Regions from separate parts of the Homo sapiens genome. Here regions 2 and 3 are each linked to region 1. A link is a loop called in an ENCODE intact Hi-C map of the cell type or tissue named here. Cell type or tissue: mammary epithelial cell. All regions are shown on one strand. Each heading gives the region's core, and the rest is flanking DNA. Links, peaks and the distances in the headings are about the cores only. Region 1 overlaps LINC02943 (long intergenic non-protein coding RNA 2943). Region 2 has its middle 17 kb from the start of ETS2-AS1. Region 3 overlaps ETS2-AS1 (ETS2 antisense RNA 1).

What was found. Hi-C counts contacts between places; a loop is a spot of excess contacts. Peaks named below come from ENCODE experiments on the same cell type or tissue, not always from the same donor. Only the 100,000 strongest peaks of a DNase experiment are listed, where the experiment ranks them.
Region 2: a loop joins it to region 1, with 2.3 times the contacts of the local background. A loop is called at or near these places in 2 of 110 quality-filtered maps.
Region 3: it touches region 1 in a loop (5-fold over the local background); 5 of 110 quality-filtered maps call a loop at or near these places.

Annotation. Positions count from the first base shown.
Region 1 is chr21:39,045,190-39,052,861 of GRCh38, forward strand. The region is part of intron 3 of LINC02943 (long intergenic non-protein coding RNA 2943); the gene reads right to left. Among named protein-coding and RNA genes, the nearest start is that of LINC02940, 30 kb to the left of the region's middle. In mammary epithelial cell, for the core only: no CTCF peak of the experiment used is centred there; DNase peaks (open chromatin) are centred at 3,072 and 3,602; H3K27ac peaks cover 2,289 bases.
Region 2 is chr21:38,951,677-38,959,348 of GRCh38, forward strand. No RefSeq gene overlaps it. Among named protein-coding and RNA genes, the nearest start is that of ETS2-AS1, 17 kb to the left of the region's middle. In mammary epithelial cell, for the core only: no CTCF peak of the experiment used is centred there; a DNase peak (open chromatin) is centred at 3,965.
Region 3 is chr21:38,909,022-38,916,693 of GRCh38, forward strand. All of the region lies in intron 2 of ETS2-AS1 (ETS2 antisense RNA 1), which reads right to left. Among named protein-coding and RNA genes, the nearest start is that of ETS2-AS1, 26 kb to the right of the region's middle. RefSeq lists enhancers at 5,399-5,899, 5,900-6,400. In mammary epithelial cell, for the core only: no CTCF peak of the experiment used is centred there; DNase peaks (open chromatin) are centred at 4,240 and 4,590; H3K27ac peaks cover 1,280 bases.

The DNA of each region.
Region 1 (7,672 bases), core at 1,713-4,212:
TTCTAATATACTGGTTCTCTTGCAAAGCAGAAATCATTTTTCTCAGTTCATCGGAGTCATAGGTGTTCTCACCACAGGAGAAAATTTGAAATGCAAGGGGTGGGACTTCACATGGCCAAGTGATTTCATGCAAAAGCTCCTGGGATTCACAGATAGGCAGGGCCTGATTTTTTTTTTTTTTTTTTTAATTTTAGATGGAGTCTCACCCTGTCACCTAGGCTGGAGTGCAATGGCGTGATCTTGGCTCACTGCAACCTCTGCCTCCCAGGTTCAAACGATTCTCCTGCCTCAGCCTCCCAAGCAGCTGGGATTACAGGTGCCCACCACCACGCCCAGCTATTCTTTGTAGTTTTAGTAGAGTCGGGGTTTCACCATGTTGGCCAGGCTGGTCTCAAACTCCTGGCCTCGTGATTCACCCACCTCAGCCTCCCAAAGGGCCTGATTTTTACATACGGTTGGAGAGGAACCCAAGAAGCAGCACCGACATGACTGGTGCACTCAGTTCTATGCAGAGCATGGAGCCACACACAAAGGTGAACAAGACCCAGCCTGCCTAAGAGGGTCCCTGGGTCTCAGGGGGAAGGCAGGCGGGCAAACGAGTAAATGAAACATAGCAGACTTCACCCTGGAGAAACAAGGGGCCATGAGAACGTGCCAAAGGCAGCAGCTCCCAGTCAAGAGACCCAAAGATGCTTTCAGAGGGAAGGGAAATCTGAGCTAGGTTTTGAAAAATGAAAGACAACAAAGAAGAGTAGTCCCACCTGTGGGCCTTGGAACAGACGGACACAGTGCAATCCAGCTTCCAGAACTTTCCATGTGTGGGGTGAGGAAGTGAGGAAGTCGTGCCTCACAGTGTCTTTTTTTTAATATTTTCAAGTTTTTTTTCTACTTTTTATTTTACCTTTTTTATTGTGGTAAATTATACTTAACGTAAAATTTATATCTTAAGCGTTTTAAGTGCACAGTTCAGCAGCATTAAACACATTCAGGCTGTTGGGCAGCCATCACCACCATCCATCCACAGAACTTTTTCATCACCCCAAACTGAAACTTGTATCCATTAATCATTCCCCTTTCCCTCCCAGCCCCTGGCACCCACCATTCTACTTTCTATCTCTATGGATTTGACTGTTCCAGGAACCTCATACAAGTGGAATCATATATATGGTTTTCTGTGATTGGTTTATTTCACTTATCATAATGTCCTCAAGGTTCATGCATGTTGCAGCATGTGTCAGCATTTCCTTCTTTTTCAAGGCTGAATAATATTATTACGTGGATGGACCACATCTTGCTTCTCCATTCATCTGTCAAAGGACACTTGGGTTGCTTCCACCTCTCGGCTTCTGTGAATGACGTGTCTGTACACGGCAGTGGACCCAGGCCTGCCCATGTCCCCGCCACTCCTCATAGCACCTACCCCTGACCTCGGCGCCGGGGGTCTCCCCTGCATTTGTGTGGTGTCTCTGATCATGCTGGTTCCTAGACATTCACCCTTCAGTCCCAGTGGTAGCAATGCTGACTTTGTGCCTCTTCCGCAGCCCCTCTGTACTCATCTGAGGAGGTGACTATTCCAGGAAATGCTCCAGAACAATTCTCTGCAGAATGCCCCAGGCCCTGGCAGCTGGAAAGGACATCTGAGTCTTCTCTTCCTGAGCAAGCATGCATTTCAAGGAGGGAAGGTCAGATGACACAGTACCAACCCACCTTCTGAATGTCCCAGAGAAGCCATTGCCAGGCAATATTTTTAGGACCTCCATGAGCAGAGAACAGCATTTTTTCCTGGAGGTTATTAGCAGGCTCAGTGCAATGCAAACATCAGATAACAGCATTGCACTCTATAAAGTGTGTGTGTGTGTGTGTGTGTGTGTGTGTGTGTGTGTGTATACATGTGATGCAGACTGGCACCCAACAGCAAAAGACCTCCATGTAGCCTGGGCCACCAGGCCACAAGAATGACTCTCTAGGGATCATATGTCCCAAGAGCAAGCTCAATGCTCCTCTAACTGGACAATTCCCACCCACCCCTGGGATGAGCCAGCATGACTGTGCCATTGATACCTGGAGCAGGAATTCAACCTGAAGATCTAGGGGTAGGGGCGGGATTCCGATGGAGGGAAGAAGAGTGAAGTGTTTAATTGGTGATCAATATATGCATATCAAGAACAAACAACTACAGTATGAGGTGGAATACAAAAATTCTCACGAATTTGTGCAGAACATGAGAAAGCATCTATCTGTTTAAACAGCCTCCAAGGACAGTGCCATATTGGTACCAGAAAGAAGGAACGGTCCTGCTCCTTTATTCCTTCCTCTCCTGGCCCCTCCCCTCCCTGGAGACAGGTAGGGGGAGGGGAGAGGAGGAAGGAGCTTATATTAGTCTGTTTTCATGGTGGTAATATAAGACATACCTGAGACTGGGTAATTTATAAAAGAAAGAAGTTTAATGGACTCACAGTTCCACATGGCTTGGAAGGTCTCAAAATCATGGCGGAAGGCAAAGGAGAAGCAAAGGTATGTCTTACATACGTCTCATGAGACATATTCACTATCACAACAATAGCACGGGAAAGACCTGCCCCCATGATTCAATTACCTCCCATCAGGTCCCTCCCACAGCACGCAGTAATTATGGGAGCTACAATTCAAGATGAGATTTGGGTGGGGACACAGCCAAACCTTATCAGAGCTATCCTAAGTAAAAAGACAAGAACCAACCCCCCATTCCCAAGGCATATTTTCTGTCTGCAGCTGGCCCTGGAAGAAAAGAATCTTCTATTTTGAGTGAGGTGAGGAGTTTTCATGAGTAGATGAGGCTGGACATACTAATTACTGAGCAGAGAGAGACTTTATGGAGAATGAAATGCCCAGAGAATTTTTGATGATGAGAAAGTCACCAGAGGAACAAAGGAATCTGCCTTGATTTCAATCAAGGCGTCATGGAAGAGGAGCTCATCTCATGGGAACAACATGCAGAAAAGAATCCAGTTGTTTCCCTGTAGCCTATAAGTCCTGTCATTCACTGTTCTGGGAAAACCCTCCCTGGCCTGCAGGCTGGTTGACGAGTTGTTTGGAGGTTACCAGGGAAACGCCTCAAGGTGGGGCTTTCAGAGAACAGGAGCCACAATAGGGCCTCCGAGCTCAGGAGCCACAGCCGTGATACAGCCTCTGATAGTAAATTCCCTACAGGGATAAAAAGATAGGAGCCCTGGAGGGGATGATTCTTAAAGTCATTCTCACATGCAGTCGACATGCATGAGGTTGCCTGATAAAATACAGGACACCCAGTTAAAGCTGAATTACAGATAAACAATGACTAATTTTTTAGTATAAGTACATCCCAAATATTGCAAGAAATGTATCTGAAATATATTGCAAAAAATAAAAAATTAGCACTGGTTATCTGAAATTTAATTTAACAAGTCATCCTATATTTTTACAGTTTTACTGAGTTATAATTTACATACTATTCAACCCTACCATTTAAAGCGTACAATTCAATGCTTTTTAATATATTCACGAGGTTGTGCAACCATCGCCACAATCAATTTTAGAACATTTTCATCAGCCCCAAAGGAATCCACATCCATTAGTCACACCCACTCCCTATGCCAGCCCCAGCCCCAGGCCCTGACATCCACTAATCTACTTTCTGTCTCTAGAGATCGGCCTATTCTGGACATTTTGTATAAATGAAAGCACACAACATGTGGTCTTCAGGAGTGGCTTCTTTGATTTAGCATGTTTTTTCAAGGTTCATCCATGTTGTAATATGTATCAGTACTTCATTCCTTTTTATTGCTAAATAATATTCCACTGTATGGATACAACAGATTTTATTTATCCAATCATCAGTTGATGCACATTTGGGTTGCCTCCACTTTTTTGGCTATTATAATAAAACTGCTGTAAACACTTGTGTTTAAGTTTTTTGTAAACATATGTTTTCATTTCTCTTGCATATATATATATAGGAATACAATTTCCGGGTCACATGGAAACTCTATGTTTAACATTTTGAGAAATTTCTAAACTGTTTCCCATAGCAGCTGCACTTTTTAAAAATATATATATATGCGGCCAGGCGCGGTGGCTCACGCCTATAATCCCAGCACCTTGGGAGGCCAAGGCAGGCGGATCACGAGGTCAGGAGATTGAGTCCATCCTGGCTAACACTGTGAAACCCCGTCTCTACTAAAATATAAAAAAAATTAGCCGGGCATGGTGGTGGGTGCCTGTAGTCCCAGCTACTTGGGAAGCTGAAGCAGGAGAATGGCGTGAACCCAGGAGGCAGAGCTTGCACTCCAGCCTGGGTGACAGAGCGAGACTCCATCTCAAATATATATATATATATACACACACACACACACACACACACACACACACATTCTCACTAGCAACATCCAAGGGTTCCAATTTCTTCACATCCTCACTACATTTATTAGTTTCTGGTTTTTTCATGATAGACATCCTGGTGGTGTGAAGTGGTATCTCATTGTGATTTTGATTTACATTTTTCTAATGGCTAATGAACATCTTTTCATGTGCTTATTGGTCATTTATGTATCTTCTTTTTCTTTTCTTTTTTTTTTTAATTTGAGACATAGTCTTGCTCTGTCACCCGGGCTGGAGTGCGGCGTCACGATCTCAGCTCACTGCAACCTCCGCCTCCCAGGTTCAAGCAATTCTCCTGCCTCAGCCTCCTGAGTAACTGGGATTACAGGCACGCACCACCATGCCCAGCTAATTTTTTTGTATTTTTAGTAGAGATGGGGTTTTGCCATGTTGGCCAGCCTGCTCTCCAACTCCTAACCTCAGGTGATCCACCTGCCTTGGCCTCCCAAAGTGCTCAGATTATTGGCATGAGCCACCACACCTGGCCTGTGTATCTTTTTTGGAAAAAAAAAAAAATCTTCTCAGATCCCTGGCTTGTTTCTTAATTGAGTTGTTTATCTTTCTGTTATTGATTTTTAAGGGTTCTTTATATGTTCTGGATACTAGACCTCATCAGATATATGACTTGCAAATCTTTCCTCCCATTCTGTGGGCTGTCTTCTCATTTTCTTGATGGTCTCCTTTGAAACCCAAAACTCTTTCATTTTGATAAAGTCCAATTTATCTATTTCTTGTTGTTGTTGTTGCTGTTGTTGTTGTTGTTGTTGTTTTGAGAGACAGTTTCACTCTGTTGCCCAGGCTGGAGTGCAATAGTGCACTCCAGCAACCTCAGCCTCCCAGGTTCAAGAGATTCTCCTGCCTCATCCTCCCAAGTAGCTGGGATTACAGGCGTGCCATCATGCCCAGCTAATTTTTGTATTTTTAGTAGAGACAGGGTTTTGCCATGTTGGCCAGGCTGGTCTTGAACTCCTAACCTCAAGTGATCCACCCGCCTCGGCCATCCAAAGTGCTGGGATTACAGGCATGAGCCACCACACCTGGCCTTATTGTTATTGTTTGTGCTTTTGGTGTCATAGCTAAGAAGGCTTTTCATGACCCGAGGTTATAAAGATTTACTCCTATGTCTTCTTCTAAGAGTTTTATAGTTTTAGCTCTTACACTTAGGCCTATGATCGATTTTGGTATACGGTGTAAGGAAGAGGTCCAACTTCATGCTTTTGCATGTGGGTGTCTGGTTGTGCCAGCACCACTTTTTACAGGCATCTGCTAAATCTGGCAACCCTAGGCAGAGGTTTAGCAACTGGAACAAGTGTAGGGCCTCTGTGAGCATCAGTGGGTTAGAGTTGATCTCTTCCAGGAAAATGTTCATTCTCTTCTTTCCTCTCCACATGAATCCACACCCTCCTTCAGCCCTTGGCCTTAAACACTAAGTGGAGGCTGGAAAGGAGAGACCACTGGGCCCAGCCTCTGGTGGCATGTGATGACAGTGGTGCAATTGTTAATTTTATGATATTGACGTGGCCTTCATTGGAACCAGCTCTTGGCTAGGGCTCAACTATCTGGACTAATCTTCACTCCACTTTAAGTTTGGAGCCTAAATCCTGCAACAGCAACTAAAATTTATGAATGTTTTTCTTTCCTGGAACCAAGGCCCCTGGTCCAGGTCTCCTATATCTCCTCCATTCCCTTTTAAGTTGTATCCTTAGCCATGATGACAGGCATCAGAAGGCATTCCCTCTGTTCAGGGCCTCTGAACCGAGCCAGTGGCAGCTCTTCCTGTCCCCTGCCACCTTGGTTCACAGAAATCCTCTTCCAGTCCCCTAGGCCGTCAGCCAAATTGCACAGTGAATTCTGCCTGTGAGAATTTAGAGAAACACTTGTTGGACTGTGTTCCTACAAGCAGGTGTTGAGGCTGCTCAACAGAATGTCTGTGAAAAGACCCAGCCCCCATTGCCTATGCTGTCCCCTTCCTGGCATTGAGCCTGAAAGCCAACCGGGCAATTTACTTTAAGGCTCAGACTTGACATGGCTCATAACTTTCTTCTGAGCCCATGAAGTTACTTCCCCAGACAAGCTCTGTCATCTGCGTGAGATGACTTATCCATTAGCAAGGATGAATAATGCCTAAACACATCACTGGATCTTCCCCAAGCCCCGCTAGGGTATGGAGAACAAGGAATAATCCTGCCTGCAGAGCTGGAATCAGGCAATCACCCACAATGCCTTGAGTCCTTGATTCATCCCTGGGAATCATGGCTGAACATGCAGCCCAGGCCCATCCAAAGCTCGAGGGATGGGGAGGGACAGCTACACATTCCAAAGAATTTGTGTCAACAGAAGCCTTGGTGTCTCTTAATGACCCTCTGGGATGAAGGCAGAAGAAGCAAAAATAGATCAACCCCCTCCATTAAAGAATGATTATTTTTTTCCTACCTTCATAGTGGGAAACATACCATTGAATTTGCACTTTATTAATGAAATGTATCATCAAGTTTACCTTTACTATGTGTATCAGTCAGGTTCTACCAGAAAAACAGATCAATTTCATATATATGTGTGTGTGTATGTATTCACACATTCTGATCATGTATATACACATCATACATATATATACACACATACACACATAACACATAGGTACATACACACATAAACACACATACGTACACACAAATATATATTACTATTATGTATATAAATATATATAAAATATACATTATATAAATATATATTAAATGTGTATATATACACACATTCTGATCATGTATATACACATCACACACACATACACATATATACATACACACACATAAACATACATACAAATACATCTATTACTATTATGTATATAAAATATAATGTATACTTTATAAATATATATTAAATGTGTGTGTACATATACACATTCTGATCATATATATACACATACACATATACACACACATACATACACACACATATACACGAATATATATTACTATTGTTTATAAATATATATTAAATGTGTATATCTATGGATTACTTTTTTATATATGAATATATATTACTATTATGTATATATACAATGTATATTTTATAAATATATATTAAATGTGCATGTGTGTGTGTATAAAATGTATGTAGAGACAGAGGAGAGAGAGACTGATTTCAAGGACCTGGCTTACACGATTGTGGGCCCAGGCCAGGCAAGTCTGAACTCTGCAGGGCAGGCTGGCAGGCTGGATACTCTCGGGCAGAAGCTGACACTGCAGTCAGCAGATGGAATTTCTTCTTCCAC
Region 2 (7,672 bases), core at 3,001-5,500, 92 kb before region 1:
GATAAATAAAATGGCAAGAGCCAGGGGTGCTTGCCATTTTCATCTGCCAAATGAGGTTATAGAAGACTCTGTTTTAGAAGGGCCACAGCCCAGAGGTCTAGGTGATGCTGAAAAATGACACATGGCCGATTCCCAAAGAAATGATAGAATTTCCCATCTAGCAAAGATACCAGAAAGCTGAACTCACCTTTCATCATTTTTAAAAAAGGATAACGTCTTTGGGAAGCTTTTCTTCCCATGAAATCTTACTGCCTTCCCAGGGTATCACATATTTAAAGTACAGCTGTGCTCATCGAAGGAGAGAGAGGACAGGGGAAGGTAAAACCTTTCTCCTGCCCTGTAGGGGCCTCTCCCCAGAATTCCTCAGGACCCACAGAGGAAAGCTGAAATGCTTGGATTTAATACAATGCCCCATTTTTTTTAACTGAGCTGAACATAAAATTAAGCATTTTAAAAGGAAAGATTCGGTACATTCACAACATTGTGTGACCACCACCTCTATCTAGTTGCAAAACATTTTCATCAACCCCAATAAGCACCAAACCCATTAAGCAATCAATCTCCAGTCCCTCCTCCCTTTACCCCATAGCACCACCAATTTGCTTCCTGTGGGTACAGGTTTACCTATTCTAGTATTTCATATCAATGGAATCGGACAATATGTGCCTTTTTAGATCTGTCATCTTTCACTTAGCATAATGTTTTCAAGGTCCATCCACACTGTAGCACATATCAGGAGGTATTCCTTTTTATGGCTGAATAATAATCTATTGTAGGGAGACATTCGTCTCCCCATTGATGGACATTGGGGTTGTTTCCACCACCTTTTGGCTACTGCGAATTACTGTGTCTCTGAGCATTAGTGTGTAAGCACTTGAGTTTCTGTCTACAGTTCTTTTGGGTATATACCTCCATGCTCCAATGCTATAGATGAAGAACCAGGCCACAAAAGATCTAGTGACTTGGCTAGGCTTACTCAGCAAGCTCATGGCTATGCTGGACCCCAGGTCACCGAGTACCTGCTCCAGCTTCTACTGAACCCCAACATTCCATGAGAGCTTGGACTTGGCCCCACCTCTCCACTTATGGCAATGCCAGTTCCCTGGCTGGGAAAGCCCTCTCTGGTTTTCTTTCCCTTCCAAATCTTCCCACTCAGATCTCAGCACTCTATCCTCCTTCCCCACAAGGTGTTCCCTGACCACCCACAGCCCTTCCACTTCTTCCTCTAATTTCCAGTCTTATGATAATCTAATTATAAGTCCACATGGCACACAGTGTGTTTCACGGGTAATTTGGTGACTTGTGTTGACAGTAAGATATTTGAGGACAGGAGCTTAGCAAATCTTTATGACAGATTAAATACATGGGCAGAGGCTTGCAGAGCCAGATGGGTGACTTCATCTGGTCTGCTGGCATCCACTTTGGCTGACATGACTAGCAATGTTACAGTCACTATACAGTTGACATGACGACATTCAACAACACCAAAAGGTCTAAACAGTGCTTTAGATCCCCTGGCTGGTGATGTTCACAGCAGCGAAGTCACCAGGAATATGCAAAGACACAACAAGCCTTGTCAACACCACCTTGCCACAGCTGGAGCCACTAAATATGTGGACAGAGTCCTGGCCCAAGAGTATAGCCCAGGAGAGGAATGGACATCCCTCTCCCCACCTTTGAGTAGAAAATGACCAGTGAGCCTGGCACGATGGCTCATGCTTGTAATCCCAGAACTTTGGGAGGCCATGGTGGGCGGTTAACCTGAGGTCAGGAGTTTGAGACCAGCCTGGCCAACATGGTGAAACCCTGTCTCTACTAAAAAATACAAAAATTAGCCAGGCATGGTGGCAGGTGCCTGTAATCCCAGCTACTCAGGCGGCTGAGGCAGGAAAATTGCTTGAACCTGCAAGGCGGAGGTTGCAGTCAGCCAACATTGTGCCATTGCACTCCAGCTGGGGCAACAGAGCGAGACTCCATCTCAAAAAAAAAGAAAACAAGAAAATGACCAGTGAAGGCAACACAAAAGGGATCAATGACGTCATCAATTACAGGATCATGCTCGATTATCTAAAACTCAGTTTGCCCTGTTGTAGGACTTGATCTTTCATAGAGATTGTTATTACAGAAGTACTTTAAGGACTTTAGAAATATGCCAGTAAAACACACACTTTTTTTAAAATTCATTCCAGAGATTTCCATTCCCCAATGAGGTCCTCATCAGAGTCATCAAAGGAGCAGCACATCCAAGAAAGTCCAAAAGAGATAGACTTTTTTTTAATGATGCATTAGAAAACCTGACCCCAACCCCTGCCTTTCTTTGTCTACTTTATCACATTTGTAGGTTTAGAAAAGTTTGTCTTTCAGTCTCAAAACTTTTGGAAAAAATAATGTCCCACTGTCTTTCATATCAAAAAGAAACGACAAGTGTGTTGATCGTACAGAGCCAATCTCCTCTTCACATAATGAATAAAGAGAAGTTTCCATTCATTTGGCCACAAAACAGGTCATTTTCTTCAAAATGTACACACTAAAACAATAAATTAAACACTTATGCTTCCAAGGGAGAATAGAAAGATAAGAGCAGGAGACATATGTGTGTCTTGATGGTGGGTGCCGGTGTATCCTGGGAGCTTAACCCTCACTGCAGATTTAATATTCACAAAAGCCCATTGAGGTGGGTACTATCATCTCTGTCTAACGGTGAGAAGATCAAGAAACTAAGGCTTGGGGAGAATAAGTCATGAACACCAACTTCCCATGTTAGGAACGGTGGGTTCAGGGTAGAAATCTCAAAGTTCAGCTTTTCCCACCACACTTGAAAGGAATTAGTAGAAATTAATGGCTTTACAGACCTCACAGCCACCAGTTTTTTGCTGTGGGACCTCCCCTGTGTCTGTCCTCTCCACATGTCTTGTGTCAGGCCCTGGAGAAGCACAGGGTGCCGCTACCTCTTCACCTGCTGAGCAAACCCTGTCATTGAAGCAACCAGGTGCTCACACGTGTTGTGAACACAAGACTCCAATAAGGGGACACCTGTGTGTATCCAATTTTCTACCAGCAGCAGCTTATCCACTGGGCATGAAAGGGAGGAAAACTACTCAGCCAGTCATTAGGTAAATACTCACTGCTTATCTCAATGCAAAAAAACAAGCACCCTTCTGCAGGAGTAAAAGGAAGTGTGGAAAGGTGAAGAGAGCAAGGGGCAGGAAGCAGACAGTTCAGAATCAGGAGCCTTCTCTGCTTGTGTGGACAAGCTACTCACACTCTCTTAGCCTCGACTTTCCTATCTGTGAGTGGGACTGGCAATCAAACCACACTACTATAAAAAGGATACGTTTGCCCAAAATAGCCAACAGGTGGAAGCAAACAGGCGAATAGATAAACAAAATGTGGTCTCTACATACAATGCAATATTATTCAGCCTTAAAAAGGAAAGCGCTTCTGACACAGGCTACACCATGGATAGTCCTTGACGGCATATTGCCGAGTGAAATGAGCTAGTCACAAAAAGACAAATACTGTATGATTTCAACTTACATGAGGCACCTGGAGGAATGAAGTCCATAGAGACAGAAAGTAGAATGGTGTTTGCCAGGGGCTGTAGGGAATGGGGAGTTAGGGTTTCACGCATAGCAAATTTCACTTTTGCAAGACAGAAACAGGCCTGGAGATGGATAGTGGGGATCGTTGCACAGCAGTGTGAATGTACCTAGTATCATAGAACTCTCCGTAAAAATGGTTAAGTTGGAACATTTTACATTATGTGTACTTTACCACAATGGAAATTAATAATGCTAAAAAAATAACATGTTTGCCATGATTCTGTCACTGTTGCTGAGGAGAAAAGAAACGCCTTGTACTGTGGACCCAATCAACTCAAATTAGAATCTCTTGGGATGGTGCCCAAGCACAGGCATGTTCTAGAGGCTCTATCACACCCACGCCAGAGCTGAGCATCACCCAACGAGCCGAGTGCTCAGGTCACGTTAGTGACTCATGTCCCTCAGCCTGACACTTACTCATGTTGCTGCAAAACAGCAGGATACATTGGGAGCACCCAGGCATCTGTGTGCATTGAATTAACTTTTATTTAGCTCAACTCAAGAAACATTTCTTGCCTACCAACAGGGCTGGCATCACAGGCACCTGCAGGTAGTGCCACAGCGGGCGCCCTCAGAAGGCCCTGCTCGTGGTTTAATGCTCAGTGGCTGCCATTTTGAAATTCTTAACGATTTTTGAACAAGGAGTCCTGCATTTTCCTTTTGTACTGTGGGCCCTGCAAATTGTGTATTTGATTCTGCCTACAAAACCAGATCCTGTTCTAGGCCTGGAGAAGCCAGAGATAAAAGGCAAAGTGGCTATGGAGAGGCCATAGGCTGCAGAATGCCCAGGGCAAGCTGAGGCCAACCCCATCAGGACCTCCTGGTCCACCACTCACCCCACCCCCTTCGCCTGGAGAGCCAGACATGGATTTGCCTGCAGAGGAGGGAGGAGGAGAACCCCTGACTGTGGGTGGATATAAACAAGCTCATGACGAGTGATAAGTAACATATGCAACAGGAACAATGATGCAAAACATCGGTGCACGTTGGGCTTTAGGACAGGGCAAAACTATACACAAAGCAGGCATCTAAGAAGCTAAGTTCTGAGTTCTCAGCTCACCCCATGCTCACTCTTCTTGCCAGCATTCATGGAACATCCACCATCGTGCACCGGAGTCCCCACAGCTTCCAGTCTCAATAAGCCATGGCCGCAAATAAGCACCACCAACCACTTACTGAAAGCTTCCTTCGTGCCAGGCACTGTGCTGAGTGCTTTATATAAGCAGCCGCAAGTGCTTCCCATCATGGCTTCCTAGCTGGCTATTAATTGAACTGTTTTACAGATGAGGACCAGGAATGATCAGAGAAACCAAGGAACTTTCCCAAGATTACGTAGCCAGTTAGCAGGTGATCAGATGTGAACTTGGGTCTTTTGCTTTGAAATCTGTAACTTTGCCCTTCAATGTAAAATACCCTTAGGTTGAACCACATGCAGTTGGTGTTTGGCCGAATATTGTCAATTTCATCAGGCAGCGTGTGATGCAGCTGAAACTGAGACCATCCATAAGCCCTGTGGGAGGCCAGTGAACCCACAGATAAATCCAGATCACTCCCTGTTCTGTAAATCAGCGTGCCGGGCAAACAGCTCTCTTAAGCAGGGAAATGAAGGGAATAAAGAACAAACAAGTGGGAAGCTCTGTAAGAACAATATCCTGTGAGCAAGCTGAATGAAAGCACCTGCCTTCCTCCCTCAGCCCAAGCCAGCTTGCTTAATAAATTAGATTGCTTGTTTGTTAGAAGCACCTTTTTAAAAGGTGAGTGTAGACAGCTGCTCTCCAGATAATGACACTAAGCAGAGCTGTTGCTACCAAGCCACGCTAGAGATAAGGCTGCTTTCCCAGAAATACATTTCGGGGCAGGGCAAATTGAAAGTGTGTACTTCTCAGGTAATAGGTAATAAACATTCCGTTTTGGAGCTTTCTATATTGAGCTTCTGCACCTGGTCGCTGGAAGGCTATGGTGTCAGCACCAAGCCTGCAGATTGCTTTGTATATCAGCCACCCCTGTTTTTCCCCAGTAAAATACCACTCCCGGCTTGGCCGCCAGCTCCTTCCTCTTTCTTGGTGGAAATCTACTGCTTTCTTAAACTGGTGCATGGAAAATTACATGGTCAGCGCCACACTCGGGGCTAGAAAAGCACACATCCCACAGTGATTTCAAATGATCCAGCCTTTCATCATTAAAAAATAAATTCTGTGGGCGAGGAGAAAAGAATCGTGAGGCCCCTAAGCAGGTGACTCATTTCAGACAGAAATGCCAAAGCCATTTCTGAACAGATGGGTTGACAGGACACTTAGCAAATGCTGCTTTTAATTCTTTCTTGCACTCATTCATTCATTCAACAAATATTCCCCCAGGCTTATGGAGCATGGGGCACCACTGTAGGCACTGGGGAAGTAGCTGCCAAATACAAAATAAAACCCAAAAAATCCCTTCTTCCCTGGAGCTTCCACTCTACAGGTGGAGACAGAGAGGAAACAGATAAGGAAACTCTAAGAGTTATGGGGTAAAGACAGCTGGGGGGGCGGTGCGGGTGGAGGGGTTGCCTTGGTGGAAAGGTGATCTTAGAGCAAACAGGGAGAGAAGGTGCAGAGGGAGCTCTGTGGTTACCTGGGGGGAAAATGGTCCTTCTACGCAGAGGGAGTGGGAAGGGCCTAGGGGGAAGTAGGGCCAGCTTGATCCTGGGAGCCGTGTGGCTGTGGGCATGGAGTAAATGGGGACGAGCAGGTGAGAGGTGAGGCAGGTACACTGAGGCCAGGTGGCCACCAGGAGCACCTTGACTTTGCCTCTGAGTGGGATGGCACTCACTGCTCTGTGCAAAGGAAAGTCATGACTGGACTTGCTTTTTGCCAGACACACTTTGAGGCCAAGAGGGAGCAGGGAGAGGAATGTTGACATCATTGAGGTGTAGGATGATGGAGTAAGAGATGGACATGGTGGAGTGGGAGCAGAGGCCAGGGTCTAGCTAGGTGTCAATGGGGATGTTACTGACAGAAAGACTCTACGATTCCTCCAGGTGGGGCATACCCTCAACATCAGCCCATGGATGGATGTTCCCAGACCCCAGGAGTCTCACCATAAATTCTCCCTGGGACAGACTGTGGGTGGCAGTGGTCGCCATCTGTCCTTGGCTGACAGGTGCCCAGAGCTGTGGCAGTGTCATTCCCAGCAGCCCCAGGATTAGGCTGTTATCTCTGTTTACCAACAGGAAGAGACACTCGGTGGAGGATTCAAGCTGATACAGGAGCCGTGGATTGCCACCTGCCTCTTCTCCTATGCCTGTCATGAGTACACACACCAGTCCTGTCTGCTGGCCAAGCCCCCTTGCTCCCAGGTGGGAGAACAATGTGTAGAAGCACAAATTATAAACTGATTCTTGTGTTCTCTAAAGACAGTCTGTTTTTCAGATCATGATTAGGAATGAGTAAACGGTAAGTCTCAAAGTTTTCAGGGGCTTATTATACAGGGCCTATCAGAGTAAAAATAGAAATTACAACAGCCCAACATGGAAGAAAGTTTTCCTTCCTCACTCCCAAACTTCAAACAGAGTCCGAGGGTTAGGATGTGGGCGTAGCTTTTTGGGGGGCCACAATTCAACCCATTCCAGCTAACTTGATTGAGTATTGATGCCTTTTAAACAAGCAATGGAGTGATCATCGGAGATGAAGAAGCAATTTAAGCTCAACCCTCAAATGCAAACCCTTCCAAAGCAAACATCCTAGGAGGTGCTACTTGAGTTAACCTCGGAGATGATTAACCTGGGTTTTGCACCACTGCCCTGAGCCATTTTCCACAGAACAGAACAGAACAGAATTCTTTATTATGTTTCTCAAGATGCTACTTTTCTACACTGCAGTTATTTCAGGCATGACTCATGTTAAAATGAGTGTGATAAGATTTCTTGGTAAAACCCCTGGGAGGCTTTGAGTAGAGAGTTTTTAACAGTAGCTACCCCAAGCAAGGCAGCTGGAGTGGGTTGAATGGTTCCTCCCCAAAAGATCATCCCTGTCCTAACCCTTGGACTCTGACTGTGACCTTATTTGGAAAAAGAGAGTTTACAGATGTAACTA
Region 3 (7,672 bases), core at 3,128-5,627, 130 kb before region 1:
TCTGGACAGGTCCATGGGTCCCTAAGTCCTCTCTTTGATTGGGAAGGGGATCCCAGCACCCCTGGAATTGCATGCACAATGGCATGTGTCTGGGCTTATGGAGGCTGTGCTGGAGAGAGGGCCCATGGCCTTCAGATTTTCAGAGAAACCTGGGATCAAAAAAAGTTTGAGAATCACTGTCCTGGTTTCAGCACTGAAAATCCCACATCCTGGGATGCCTGCTGTTGGTAGCAGGCAGCATAGAGTCCCCAGAGGAGAAGATTGAGTTTACATTCCTGGCGGTTCTCCTATCTCAGCAGGAGGGAAAAGGCTATGGGAGGTGGGAACAGGGCACAAAGCTCAGAAATGGACTGGGGAAAGGCTGAGGAGGAAGTCCTGGGACAGAATGAGGTGATTGTGACAGCAGCGCTTCAACGTTCGGGGCAGAGGTTCCAACGCCAGATCCCTGCCGAAGGTACCTGCCTTCCCGCTTTCTCTTTAGTTGACGCCACTGTTTCTGGGACAAGTTGAGGAAGGAGCACCAGGCAGTAGAGGTTTCTGAGGAGTGAAAGCGTGGTCAGGAAGACCCCCTCACCCAAAATTCTGTGCTGATGTCTGTTTAGGCGAGTACCTAGGCCATGCGGGGTGATGACATCTGATATTGTGCTGGCATCATCCATAGTTCATGACCAATTCTCCCTCCCTCAACCACTGGGTGGTCCCTGGGGTGGGGGTCCCCAGGAACCCCCAAGAACAGGCCCCCTTGCAGACCAGCAGTTCTGGACAGGTCAGACTCTGAGGCCCACAGTGAGTAGCTTGCAAGAACATCCTGAAAGTGTCCCAAAGCCAATAGAGTGTCCCAAAGCCAACAGAGTCAGGAACATGAACTGTGTGTTTGATGCTCAGAACTGCATTCTGAGCGAGATATCTGGAGTGTGCTCCGGGGCCAAGTTCTCCCGTGACAGATGAGGGGATGGGGCTCTGAGATCACCCAGGTCGCTGCTACAGCTCCAGTCTGGCAACTGGAATTGATCAGCATTTACAGCTAGCTCCAGCCTGCTAAATCAAGAAAGTGAGGAAGGGCTGGCCTGACACATTTCCTTCACAGGCTCAACAATGGCTAGAACCTCCCAGGAGAGCCTGGGCTTCCTTGAGCCATATACCGTGGCAGCCCTATGGCCGGCACCGGCGTGAGTCAGTTTTTGAGATTACAAGGGGGTTGCTGGATGCTTCCTCCTCCACCTGTCTTTTGTTTCCTAAATTCAGGGTGCTTTTGTCCCTGAAGCCCTTTGGAATGTGTGGCTCCAGCTTCCCCAGCTGCTTTTCACCCTAAGGACCAGGCAGCTGCAGACTTCCAGAGACAACAACAGGGAATTATAGGTGTGAGTCCTTCGAGAGGCAGTTCTCCCAAAGCAAGCCCCACTTCCTAAAAGCAGCCACACTTGTCGCTCAAGCAAGGCAGGGAGGAGCATGGACAATGGTGTCAGAGCCACTCCCTTTTGAACATTTGCCTCTACAGAACCTGGCCGGGGCCATGGGATGCCCTGTTTGGCTACCTGAGGCCTGAATCTATCGGGATCTGTAAGAAGCGACCACTGACATTGAGAATGGCACCAGCCATCTCCAGAAGGAGCAGGTCATCTGACTCACTGGCCACACACTTCGCTTGTGGAAGAAAGCCCGAGGCTACCTGGATGAAGAAAGGCATTTGTGCTAAATTAGGCAGTTTACAGACCTAACACCATAAAGCAGCCACAGGGCTCCCTTCTCTCCTCTCAAAATTCTTAAGGTGCCAAAGACGCCCCCACCCACCAGCCTCTTCAATTCCAGGCAGAACCCAGCCCTGTGCCTGGCTGTCATCAAGGGCACCAGGCTGGTGTTTTGGCAACAAACCAGCTTTCAAAGTGACATCAAATTGCTGTGAATCACCCGATCTGATTCAAATGAGGGCTTAGGTGGATTTAGAGATAGCTGATTGCCTCAGATGAATGCACAATTGCCTCAGAAAGTAATTTACCTCTGGGAGTTTCAGGTACTAAACATTTAGAGTTTGCATTTAAACTCTAAACTGGGGCAGGGGCAGCTATTCTTTTGCTGGCAGGACCCAGTGAAGGCTGATCCCAGGTACCTACGACTCTTCTGTGATTGGTGCTTCCCTACCTCCCTGCCCCACCCCATCTAAGCACAATTCATTTTATTTCAAAGATGAAAAGGACCCTCGAAGTCGTGACTTGGTCTCCCCAGTCACGCCCCTAATGAGTGGAGCCCCGTGTCTGTCTGTGTTCTTCACCAGGAGTTTTTTCCATTTCCTGTGACTTTTGTTGCTGCGAAGTTCTTCCTGGTCCTGGGTCACAATTGATCATCTTCCAGCCCCAGTCACCCTGCAGGTCCCCATGGTGGAAGTCAACTCCCCTTCTCATGCCATGTTCCTTCACAGATGTGAACAGCACTCTCTGTCTTATCTTTTAAAGACCCAAACCCTGAGCCCCTCCTACTACCAAACCATGGTTCTAGAGCTCTTCATGTCTTATCCATCCTCCCTCTGGCTTTTCCTATTGGGGGCCTCCTTCTCAGAGGGTAGCAGCTACATACACCAGGGATGGACTCAATAATGTCACCTCCCTTGTTTCAGCCAGTAGACCTCTATTGATTTAATCTGAAGTCACATTGGCCTTTTGGCAGCCTGTCCCAATGGTGACTCATAATGAGATTCATTTAGAGTCAATCAAACTCTTATAAAGGACACTGCCTGAACATATCCAACAAAGCAGGTAGCTGTTCTGTTGAACTTTGGAGCAAAATGTCCGACTTTTACATTTGTCCCTGTTAAATTTCTCCATTTTAATCTGCCCCATCATTCCTTCCCTGTCATTCCTATAGTTTTCTGTCATCTGGGAACCTGTTGCAAGTGCCTTCTGTCGATTGATCCAGATGATTGTTTACAGCGCAATTTTGTTATGGAATCACCTAACTATGTCAGCCTACAGCTTGCTTTCCTCTGCCTTGTTCAGAAAGGTCACAGAAGGCTGCTTCTTCACTGCTTTGCTGAAACATCTTAAAGTGTTGGGCCAGGAGAAGTGTTAGAGACCATCTGCTTCAAGCCCTTCATTTTTCAGATGAAGAAACTGAGGCCAGGTGAGGTAAAGAGGCTGCTAAAAGATCATACAGTGACCTGGTCTGCAGCAGAGCCAAAGATCAGGACTCAGAGATTCCCGTACCCAGGGACCCTCTGGTTATTTGCCCAGCAAGGAAACCACTGGTACACTCCATCAAGTCTGCTGGAAGACTCCAAAACAGTGGACAACAGAGCCCCTGCCCTTGGGAAGAAAGGCTAAGTGGGCCCTGAAAAGTAAGTAATCAACTGATGACTAGAGAAACAGAATGTGGTCCAGACATACAATGAAATACAGTCCAGCCATGGAAAGGAATGAAGCGCTGACGCATGCTACAACGTGGGTGAACCTTGAAAAATTATGGTCAGTGAAAGAAGCCAGTGGCAGAAGACCACATATTGTATGATTCCATTCAGAGGATTTGCCACAATAGGAAGATCCCTCGAAACAGAGAAAGCACCTTCGTGGGTGCCGGGGGGCTGGGGGGTAGGGGGAAATGGGGAGTGACTGCTAATGGGTACAAGATTTCTTTTTGGAGTGACAGAAATGTTTTGGAATTAGACCATGCTGATGGTTGCCCAACAATGTAATGCACTCAAAACCACTGAACTGTGCACCTTAAAATGGTTAAAATGGTGAATTTTATGGCATGTGAATTATGCCTTCATCTTTAACAAGAGCATCAGCCTGTCTTCCTGCTCTCTGGTGGACAGTGGAGAAGAAAGGAAAGGAAGGAGGTCAAGAACAAACCCTTTCCTCCTCTCCCAGCTGAAGAGCTTTGCAGACGGCGGGGAGGGCCTGGAGGGGCCGCTCTCTGGGCAGCTGAGGGTTGCTTTTCCACCTAAAGGGCCTGTCTGCCATGTCCTTCCTGGCGCATCCTGAGTGTCCCCTGGGCTGTGGTCCTGGGACCTCCCCCACTCTTCTGCCCTTCTGCCGCGATGGAAACTGGGCCTCCCTGGGCTGCTGCTCTGCCTTGGAAGGAAATGGGGGACACTTGCTTGGCTCTTCAGCACCCGCCCCGTGCTTCCGCGTTTGTGTGAAGGGCAAAGGTTTTAGCGATCTCCTGCCAGGCTCAGATCCGCTCCTCTACACGGCACGCCTTGCTCTGGCCAAGGCTCCATTCGGAGGAATTCGGGTGCGGCACAGCGTCAGGGTCCAGTGACAGCAGCAGCAGGAGTCACCTGGGAGGCCCCCAGCTGGCCTCAGAGCACGGGCAGGAAGAGGAGCCAGAAACTGAACAGCGGTGGGGAGGGGGTTTGGATAAAGTATGCAGAAATCACCGTGGAGAAGAGAAGCAACTGGGGCTGTTTGAGAAAGAAAAAAAAAAAAATTAAATCCTCTGCCAGTTTGGAAGCGCATTGCTTTCATGTCGGCCTGGCTGATTCCCGCGTGGGCGTGCGGCCCTGGCTCTGGCGGCCTGCCGGGGAGCGGGGAGCGTGGGTGGCCTTCCCAGAACAAAAGTTCAGGCTGCAGGAGTCACCTGCGGGAGAGCCCTGTCCCCTCCCACCAGGGACCGCTCCGCCCACCGCCCAGGGCAGTGAGCACCGCAGCCAGGTAGCCCTGCTGCCAGGGAGGGAGGGCGAACATGCACTGCGCACAACACACAACACATGCACACAACAGACAAAAGACAACACACACAACACATACAACACAAATACAACACACAACACATACAACACAAACACAACAGACAACACAAACAACATACAACACATACACACAACACACACAACAGACCACACACAATATACAACACACACTACAAACAAGCACAATATACTAGACACAATACACAACACATATACAACACACAATACACAACACACACTACAGACAACTTACACACACCACATAACATACAATATACAACACAACACACACACAACAAACCACGCACGCCACAANNNNNNNNNNACAACATACCACACAACACACAATATACAACATACACAACAAACCACACACAACACACACCACAAACCACACACAACATACAACACACATCACAACTACACAATATACACCACATACAACACACAATATACACAACACACACCACATACCACACACAACATGCAACACATACCACACACAACACATACAAATGCATACCACATACCACACACATACAAACACATGCCACATACCACACAAACCACACAGCGCACACCACATACACAACACACAACACAAACCACACACTGCACACACCACACAAACACATTACACAAACCACACACTACACAAAACACATCACACACAGCACACACATCACACACAACACATGCACCACATATACACCCACATACACACCACACACACCACACTTCACACACATCCCACACACCCCTCTCTCTCTCTCCTTCCCTGTCTCTCTCTGTCTCTCTGTCTCTCCCTCCCTGTCTCTCTCTCCTCATGCGTTCTCACCCATGGAGAATGTAAGTGAGAGGAGCTATTTACGTCATCCATAAAGAAGAAGGGAGGAAGGACCACAGAAGCCCACTCTCTATCAGAAGGGCCAGAGCTCAGGGAGCGCCTTTGTCAGCAAGATGGGAACCAGCTTTTACGGAGCACTTTGTGTCTTCAAAGAACTTCACCAACATTGACTCATTAAGCCACCCACACCTCTGAGGCAGCTGGGGTGGCTTGGTTCTCCCTGTCAGAGAGGAGAGAGGTCAACGCTCACCTCAGGGCACAGGGCAAATTCAAGAGAGGGCAAGGGCCAGTGTGTCCCAGATGACCCGGCCGAGGAACCTGCTTCTGTGTCAGGGAAGGGGTCAAGTGAGGTCGGAAGTCAAGGACCAGCTCTCTAGGTGCTGAAGGGTTAAGGAAGGAGGAAGAGAGGGTGGCCGGTGGCTGGTGGCATCATGTTACCTTCTGCCTGTCATCCAGAGAGCCAAGCTGAACAGGCATCAGGGTGCCTGTGAGGAGGGGTGGGCCCAGCCTTCCTGGGGCAGCAGCCCCTCCACTCTCTTTTCCTGTGCTGACAGAGAAGGGAGAAGAGGTCTCAGAGAGGCTCTTGGACCGAGTTCCTTTGTTCCTCCCTTCTAGGAGTGGTGCATTTTTACAATATCAACAGTCCTCACTCCCAGGCAAGATCTCTGTAATGCATCACACAGATGAATCCTTCTGTATCTCAAAGTTCACACACAGTATGAACTTAACAGCCAACAGGGAGCTTGTTTTTATGCTAATGGAATGGCAAAGGGAAAGTTCTTCCCAAATGAAAGAGCTTTGATGTCCTGTATTTCTATATGTGTGTGTATGTGTGTACACATATATATATACACACAAATATATATATATATATATATATACACACACACACACACACACATATATTTCCTCCAAAAAAGAAATGGCTGGTCCGGAGCTGAATCTCTTTCCTCCTCAAACCCCTACTTGGAAGCAGGCATTCCTCCCATCGTGAAAGGGCTCACATACAGCACAACTTGGTTTCTGAAAGCTTGGCCTTTGGAGCTAGAAAGATTTGTTTCAGTCATTGTCTGGATGTGGAGAAGAACCTGACTCTTAGAGGCAGCTTTCTCTGACCCCATCGCTGCCTGGGATCCCAACATCTAGGAAGAGGTTTAAAAGAGAAACTGTCCAACCCCAAACCAAGGGCAACACAAACCAGCCTGGCTTCTTCACTCACAGCTTGAGCAAGCTGCTTGTCTCGGTGATTATTTGGACACATGCTACGAAGCACAGAGACATACGCTTACCTTTTGTTTTCAGGGATTAAAGAGAAGATTTTAAAAATCTGAAGCCAAAAAGACACAGAGCAACAGAAGCAGCTGTACAAAACACACCCTCAGAAGGGAACAACTTCAGAAGAGAGAACGAGCAGGACCCTCAACTTTGTCCTGAGCCCTTCATTGGAAAGCTTATCCATCTTCATTTTTCCTAAAACTGGGATTTGTAACTAAAACCATTTCCTAAATGCTACTATGGACATTGTAGTACCAGGCACAAACTAGGGTAGATGTGTCATTTTCAAGGACAGTTTAACTGGGTGCATTGTATTTAGGTCAAGTGACTTAAAATGCTAGGTTGGACAACTTAGGTGAACTCTTTATTGGCACAATGTAATGCATATTTTGCACAGCCAAGTCAATCTTGCATTCTTGTTAGAAGGTGTGAATTGGTATTTTCAATCAGTGGCAGCTGACTATAGTATCAAGAGCCCAGGAGTTCAAATCTGCTTCTGTCATCTACCCACCAAAGGACCTCAGGCTGATTAAACCCTTCTAGACTCATGTCCCCACCTCTAAACAAACAATAGTAATGGCACCTCCCTGGTAGGTTTGCTGTAAAGATTAAATGAGATGTTGCCGCAAAACAATGAGCCACAGTAGGCATTCTCTTTGCCCTTGGATTTGTTTTTCCACAATACAATTCTATGTACCTTAGAAAAATCAAATGATGATCTGGTTACTTATTGACCTAATTGAAGGGATGCCTATAAGGTTATTGAAATTTATGTGTTTTTGTTTGTTTGTTTTATTGGCCTTTTAGTTAGAAATAAGGATTGAGGAAAGAAAAAAGGGGGAAGAGAGGGATGGAAGGAGAGAGGG